Linked DNA regions of Homo sapiens: region 2 is linked to region 1. The links are chromatin contacts, found by Hi-C or POLR2A ChIA-PET in ENCODE. All regions are on one chromosome and are shown on one strand. Each heading gives the region's core, a stretch centred on a gene start or an enhancer-like site at or near the end of the contact. The rest is flanking DNA. Distances are from core to core; before and after follow the strand shown.

Evidence for each region. A loop is a pair of places that touch in the nucleus more often than their neighbours do. ChIA-PET counts read pairs that join two places held with the same protein, here RNA polymerase II (POLR2A). Pooled maps may share reads with other maps.
Region 2: a map of naive thymus-derived CD4-positive, alpha-beta T cell shows a loop between it and region 1 (33-fold over the local background). The contact joins the promoter of SLC30A9 here to the promoter of NFXL1 in region 1. A Hi-C loop is called at or near these places in 1 of 168 maps with a recorded cell type or tissue (naive thymus-derived CD4-positive, alpha-beta T cell) and 8 of 50 pooled maps. POLR2A ChIA-PET finds 5 or more read pairs at or near these places in 1 of 52 experiments (B cell).

Annotation. Positions count from the first base shown.
Region 1 is chr4:47,912,499-47,916,466 of GRCh38, forward strand. It overlaps NFXL1 (nuclear transcription factor, X-box binding like 1), which reads right to left and starts at 2,085. Exons shown (of 23, transcript NM_001278624.2): 1 at 1,867-2,085; 2 at 1,471-1,707. The coding sequence starts at 1,705. LOC101927157 (a long non-coding RNA gene) reads left to right here and starts at 1,729. Exons shown (of 3, transcript NR_125879.1): 1 at 1,729-2,206. RefSeq lists enhancers at 953-1,639, 1,640-2,325, 1,836-2,065.
Region 2 is chr4:41,988,711-41,992,678 of GRCh38, forward strand. SLC30A9 (solute carrier family 30 member 9) reads left to right here and starts at 1,820. Exons shown (of 18, transcript NM_006345.4): 1 at 1,820-2,050. The coding sequence starts at 1,942. RefSeq lists enhancers at 1,492-1,571, 1,852-1,991 and a silencer at 1,701-1,920.

The DNA of each region.
Region 1 (3,968 bases), core at 835-3,334:
GCCCAGGCTGGAGTGCAGTGGGGCAATCTCGGCTACTGCAAGCTCCGCCTCCCGGGCTCACGCCATTCTCCTTCCTCAGCCTCCCGAGTAGCTGGGACTACAGGCGCCTGCCACCCCGCCCGGCTAATTTTTTGTATTTTTAGTAGAGACGGGGTTTCACCCTGTTAGCCAGGATGGTCTCCATCTCCTGACCTCATGATCTGCCCGCCTCGGCCTCCCAAAGTGCTGGGATTACAGGCTTGAGCCACCGCGCCCGGACAGAATGCTTGTTTTCCTTCTACCCACGAGATGGAGACCATCCTGGCTAACACGGTGAAACCCCGTCTCTACTAAAAAAAAAAAACCAAAGAACAAAAAACAAAACATTAGCCAGGCGTGGTGGCAGGCGCCTGTAGTCCCAGCTACTCGGGAGGCTGAGGCCGGAGAACGGCCTGAACCCAGGAGGCAGAGCTTGCAGTGAGCCGAGATTGCGCCACTGCACTCCAGCCTGGGCGACCAGCGAGACTCTGTCTCAAAAAAAAAAAAAAAAAAAAAAAGTTTACCAAACCTGTTCACACGTCTCCATATTGTATACCTTATCATCACGGCCATTAACTGCATGCTAAGAGAATACCACCTACCTTTCAAATTAGCCTAGGAGAAAAATCATTCAAGATACTCAATTCTGCTCCACACCCCCCAAAAAAATGTATCCTGAAATGCATTCCAAACACAAAAATAAAATGATTTCAGGGATTATTCCCTCGGCCCCATGCACAATTGTGTGTAAGTCCTCCCTGGCTCCACGAAAACATGGTCTTGGATGAAAAGTATTGATATATCGGAGGCAACACCAGATATGTCCACAGAAGGACATGGAATTTGTAAATAGGAACTACAGTCAAGGAAGGTATCAAAAGCTCAAGTGCTTACAAGGAATAAGACAAGTCAAGAAACAAAGGCAAAGGTAAAGATGACAAATGACACCTGGCTCCAGAAATGAGAGAGAATGTGAGATGGAATGCCCAAGTCCAATCTAAATGGGATTTCTGTGACTCAGCCGAGCTGACTGTTGCCATGCACAAAGATAACTAAAGCCACAAGGTTGTTAACCAGATTTTTAAAAACGACAAACAACCGCTGACAATCAATCCACATTTAAAACTCTGTGTTAACCAAACAACATTATAGACCAAATCAGAACACCGGGCCACAATTTACAACTGATGGTCTGGAGATTCAAGTAGGCAAGAGTGGAGGGAAGTAACAAAGGTAATACCACCTAAAATTAAGATGAAAGAGGTGCGATGGAAATCTACCTAGAGTGCCGAAAAGAGCAGCCACCCGAAAGGCTGGAGAAGTGGGCCCGATAACAAACTCCCGAACGAGGGGAAAAGCAGTGAAAGAAAGAAGGCGAGGGCGGAGGCGGTCCTGACTAGTAACTGCCTTAGGAGGCATCCAGGTGAGCACGCGGGCGGGAGCCATTCTCACCGCTGGCTGCGGTAGTCTGCAGGGCTTGGGATCCTGCGGGGCTGTGCCTGCTCCCTGCAGCCGCCGTGGTCGCGACTCCTCCGGGACTGGTGCCAGAAGGAACTGCGCCCACCGACCCCTTCTCTCGCCCTCCTCCGGCGCCGCGGAGATGGACTCCATTTCCTGAGGGGGCGGCAGTGGCCCGTCCCCGGGATCGGCCTCGGCCACCGGCCACCTGGCGCCAGGAAGCTTCCATCCCTGCAAAGGAGAAAAAAAAAAAAAAGAGTGGAAGGAGGTGAGCGCAGCGAGGACCGAGGCGAAGGAGGGTCAGTGCGGAAACCCGGTGTGAGGGGCCGAGTGAGGAAGGTTCCTGCAGGGCGGCGACCGGGTTTTAGGAGGTCGCGGCCCTGCCTTTACCGGAGGGCGAGTCCCCGCCAAGCCCGGGCTTTGGAGATGGACCGAAGAGGGGAGGGAGGACTAGGTACAGAAATAAACCGCGGAGCAAGAAGCACACAGTGCCGAAGACAGAAAGCCGGAGGAGAAGTCGAAACCGCCTCCTCAGCCTCTGCGGGAGCGTGGTAGGGGAAGAGTCACAGACTGACCCTGCGTCTCCCGCCGGGAACCAACTGCAGTGGTACACCCCACGGAAAGCTACGTCTCCTTACCGACTGCGCACGCCCCCAACAGACTACAACTCCCAGAAGCCCCCGCCCGCGTTCCGGCGACTGCGTGGCAGCACGGGCCGCTTCCTTATCCGGTAAAGTGCGGGGGTTGGGTGGGAGGGAAACCCCAAGCGCCTGCGCTGGCCCGAACAGGCCTTTGGGAACTACAACTCCCGGCGTGCTCTGGGGCTAGGGAGGGGTCGAAGGTCATAGGGGCGCGTGGTGGTGGAGGCGGGCGGGTCCGGAGGGTTTCGTGACCCCACAATTTGCTTCTGCTTCTGCAAGACTGCCCTAAACTCACCTGGGTATGAGGATTACATGGCTCTGTCCCTAATTGGCTCTCTGCCATCTTTTATTAGCCTTGCCTTTGAGCTTGCGGATGACAGGAGGTGTCAATGTAAAATAATCAAAAGCGCGAAGTTTGAGGATAGCCTACCTAGAAACACCGACTCCAAGGAAGGAGTCAGCGTTCCGAAGTAGAGATTTAAGATTTCACTTATATAGGCAGAAACTGAGAGGTTTTTTAGCAGGATTACAGCATTTTCTCATACAAGGTTAGAGAATAGTTACAACAATTTGATTATAGACAGTGTTTCTTTTTGGGAAGTGTACATTTAACATTTTTCATAAAGGATTTTCTGTCATCTGGTCTAAGCAAACCGGGGCAACAAAGCAGAAGTTAATCTATAAGGATCATTAAGAAGGCAGGAAGTTTTTGTCCTTAACTTCGTTTAATTCTCTCTAGCCATTGTATAGAACAAGAAAAATAAGAAAGCAAGTTAATCTATAATCTGAGAAACAGAAGTTGTAACCACGTGTAACTCAGATGACAGTCACATCTCTCTCCAGGCTTAGTGAGTTTTAGGCTCCAACAACCTTTAAACTATTTATTTTCATAGGGAAGTCTCACTAACAGGAAAGGCACTTACATTGAAAACGCTTTGAGGTTGGCCACTGTGAAGGAGGGAAATTCGGGGGAGAGTTGCAGGAAAGTGGCTTGAGTAGTAAAAGTACCCTTCTAAAATGCTAGAGCCAATGTAGAAAATAAATCTAAAGCCTGTTATTGTCATAGTCCTTTGTAGTGTGCAATGAGCTTTCCCTGGGACATGCTAATTTTTACCTTCACAGCATCTCCCTAAAGTAGATTTTGTTAAGGAAAATAGTTGAGGGCCAGGACCTAAATCTTATGATTTTGCTGAGTTTTCCAATAAGATACATGTGCATATATACTGACAGGTAGATTGCAAAAATTCATTCTGGGGTCTGTCTGGGATTGAGAAACATATTGATGGCTTATTGTACAGTCCTTCAACTTAGTTAATTCTTCTATTTTAACCATAAATTTCTATTATAATATTTAGATAGCATTTATTAGATGTCAGGCACTGTTTAAAGTGTTTTACGTTATGTATTAACTAATTTGGTACTCACAGTAACCGTGTTTATTATCCCCGTTTTACAACTGAGAACACTGAGGCACAGAGAGATTAAGCAATTTGCCCTTGATCATACAGCTAGGAAGTAGTGAAGCCAAGATTCAATCCTAAGTAGTCTAGTATTAGAAACCATGCTTTTAATGTCTTAAACATAGATATTGCAGAATTGCCTGTACATTAACCAAACTCAAAAATGACATCCCATGGCCAGGCATGGTGGCTCACGCCTGTAATCCTAGTACTTTGGGATGCCAAGGCGGGTGGATCACCTTAGGTCAGGAGTTTGAGGCAAGCCTGGCCAACATGGCGAAACCCTGTCTCTATTAAACATACAAAAATTAGCTGGGCATGGTGGTGGGTGCCTATAATCACAGCTACTAGGGAGGCTGAGGCAGGAGAATTGTTTGAACCCAGGGGGCGG
Region 2 (3,968 bases), core at 570-3,069, 5.9 Mb before region 1:
GGTATAAATACCAAGACAACTGCAGAGTTATTTTAATCCAAGTCTGTTGAGGCTTTATTATGTGATACAGCATTGTGAGAGTTAAGGTAACAGAAAATGATACACTTTGTTCTTCAAACTTATTTGGCAAATCAAGGGTACTGGAGGTTTATAACAATTAGTAGTGTCTAAGTCAAGTTACACCCCAACTATACCAGGAAAAAGAAGGACAGGAAAGCACACACTGTGAAATTTTACTGTGCACCAACATATTTTACACATCAGGTGGGCTGTTATGGAAATTAAGAACTCTGCACAAAATGTATTTTTTTTAAAAGTTTTATCAAGAAAGGAACATTTTCTTCTAAAAATGATTAGTACAGCTAAACAAAATAAAAATAATAATCCTATCGCACAAATTAAAAATAAAACCTGAGAAGTTTTGATCAGGCTTGCCTAAAACGAGTTGAAACCAAAGCCATTTTAAGAATCCAAAATATGAGATTAGTTTTGTTCAAAAAGAATTATCCATAAAAGTTAATAGATGTTTGCATAGTTACCATAAAATAAGAGGTAAGCCTTTATGTATTTTTACTTCATAAAGTTGAATTTCTATTAAAATCTATTACAAGAAAGGGAAAGTAACTTTCCAGTAATATTCAGATTTTTTAGTAATATTGAGCCTACATTTATGGGACATCATTTTTTAATGTTTGTCCACTGAATATTTTAAGTTATGTTTGTCATAGGAAATTAAATTTGCTTACCATTCTTAACGATAATCTCTTTCCTCATTTGGTTATACTTATCTCAATTAGTATAAGAGACTTGTTGATTTTTTTAAAAATTAAGGACATACTAAATTTCCCCGAGATAGTTATTTTGCAGTAATATAGATAAGCGACTCAGATTAACTTTAAAACAAACCACCATACATTCCATTCAATTTATTTTTGCCAGGCATTGTTTTAGCGGCTTTATACAGCCATGTACAAAATAGACAAGATTCCAGCATCATGATGCTTATTTTCTATTCTAGGACACAAAATAGAAAAAAAAATCTCAAATAGTGATAAGCGTTTTGAAGAAAAGTATATAGGACAGCCGGGTAGAGAATGACCAGGACTACCATAGCTAGGGTGGTCAAGGAAGGCCTCTCTTGAGTTTGAGTTAAGAGCTGAATGAGCATGGCAGAGAGAAACAGTTAACGTGGATACTGTTCAGGTTTCTTTCTCCCTGGGACCAAAATGTTTCGAAGTCTGCATACCTCCGTTTACCCTAACTTGTCATGAACATAAAACCTCTTATATTGCAGGCAAAAATCTGAGGTTCACAGATTAGTAGGGCAAGTAGCTGATTCCGAAGTGTGTACTTGCCTTTATGATACTGGATACACACTGGTGTTAACAAGGAGAACGATGTACGTGGCAGACGTTCGGAGAGTACTGGACATGTTGGTTCTAATTTGGGTTTATCCTGGCAGGCTCTAGGTAGAGAGGCTCAGAAAACCTGCGTCCATCCTTCCCATCTTTCCTCCCATTTCCGAAACCACGGCCCCGGTTTCGAGTCCAGAAAAAAAGGAATAAGTAGAACTCCCAAAGGACAGCTTTCCTGGCTGAACAAGATGTAAACAGTTTACGTGATTTCCAACCAAGCGCAAAAGTACAGGTGCAAAAGAAGACGGCAGACACCAAACTTCCCCTGCAGCCACGCCCTCCCCACTTTGGGAGTCTGGGTCCCCGGGAAGGAAGGCCTCCCTATTGGTGCTCAACGTGTTACGTCACTTCCGCTACCTCCACGGCAGGCGTCGCTAAATGACGTTGCCGTTTCCGGGTCACCCAGGCAGCTTGTGGCGGCGAAGCCATCGGTGTTCGCTGATGTCCAGTCTATGGAGTCAGTTGGTACCGGTGGCGGCGCGGAGGCAGAAGGCGGTGTCCGAGTAGGGGCCTCTGCCCCACCAGGATGTTACCCGGCTTGGCCGCCGCCGCGGCCCACAGATGTAGCTGGTCCTCCCTGTGCCGGCTCCGTCTGCGATGCAGGGCGGCGGCCTGTAATCCCAGCGACCGCCAGGGTGAGTGTCCCGCGCTGGCCGCTGGCTCCGTAGAAGCCGAACTGGAGGGCCAGGCTGGGCTCGGCGCCTCGCCTGGGGCAATTCGCCCACTTGCCTTTCGCCAACCTCAGAACCTTCCTTTCTGGCCTCCGCCTTTCCAGTTCAGCCTGCGCAGCCCGCGGGGGTCCTGACAGGTCTCTGACTCTGATGCCTTCTGCAGCCCTAGCATGGCCCCCGCGGGAACTTGTGGGCACCTCGCGGGCCGGATTGCACCTCTGAAGCCTACCGCTTTGTACCAAACAAAATGTTACGTGCGCATCGCGGTGTCCCGCGGTTACTCACCTCCGCGGTTGGAAATTGCGGACTCCGCAAAGTTCCAGGGTCTTTGGAGCTTTCCAGCGCACCTTCATTTAGCACTTGGTTGAGATTTTCTTGGCCTTCTTTTTCTTACTCTCCCAACTTATTTTCTTAAATTTTCTAAAAGGAAGGAGGGGTGCTACTCACTACGGATCTTTTGGAAGAAGTACGAAAGTATCCGACAATCATTGAATGAACCCAGTTTGGGTCCGAAAAACAAAGAAACTCTTCAGTTCGGCTGAGCAGTCTTTTTGGTGAAAAGGTGGCAGTTGTAGTGGTAACCCAGAAAAAAAGGTGGTTGAAGAGAATTTTCGTCTCTCTCAACATTCTTTTCTGACTCAAATTTAAATGGTTTGAGAGTTTCCAAAATAACATTGAACTAATCAGGCTTACCTTCGTTTTTGCCGTAGCTTGACACACATTGCTTGACACTGAGAACTGATAGGATCTCTGAGGGAGAAGACAGAACTAAGTCCACCCTTAACCTAATCCCTCCATTCTTGGGATGCAGAGAGTATTTACCGAAACATTCATGTTCGAAGCCAGGTGTGGTGGTGCGCTCCTGTAGTCCAGCTACTCGGGAGACTGAGGCAGGCAGATCTTTTGAGCCCAATAGTTCTAGGCTAGCCTTGGCAACATAGTGAGCTGTCTGTAAAAACATAGGTTTGAAAAAACCTGTAACATGTTCGTGACCTCCTGAAAGAAGTCGGAAGTTGCAGTCATTCGAGATTTTATGTAATATAAGCTATAGTAACTATGCTGTGGATATAAATTAGAATATATTCGTATCTTTTATTTGCAATAAATGTAAAGCTGAATCTTAGAATTTCAAACGGATAAATTTTAACAGCACTATTCCCAGGGCTTTTTTGGTAGTGATAGAAAAGTGTAACTGTTGAGTTTTTCCATATTGGCAATATACTGCCAGGTTCCCTTATGGACAGAATGAATCATCGGCTGGGTGCAGTGGCTCATGCTGCTAATCCTCAGGAAGATTGTAAACCTTAGGACGCTGAGGTGGGTGGATCGCTTCAGCCCAGGAGTTCCAAGACCAGCCCGGGCAACATGGCAAAACTGCCTCTCTACAAAAAATTAGCCTGGTTTGGTGACGCGCGCCTGTAATCCTAGCCTGTACTCAGGAGGCTGAGGTGGGAGGATCGCTTGAGCCCAGGAAATTGAGGCTGCAGTGAGCCTTGAGCATGCCAGTGCACTCCAGCCTGGGTGACAGAGTGAGACCTGTCTCAAAAAAAAAAAAAGAAAAGAAAAAGAAAAATGAATCATACGTTTATACTGTACTCCAGAATCCCCAAGTAAGTTTCTAACACAATTGTTTCTATTGACCAAGCAATTTTGGCATTTTACACTGAAATTACAGTGGCTGTTAAATTTAGTCTAAACTGCCCTTTAAGTGTTGGCAAAAAGGAGAAGAAACAGTGTAATTTGTAATCCCTCTTCTGTGTAGCTGTCATTATGTTGAAAATTATGTATTCTTTGTCTCATCTGTCTGTGAAACACAGATAATTATTACCTACCTTAGTGGTCAAAATGACTTTGCAAAGTTGTTTGGAATGTTTATTACTAC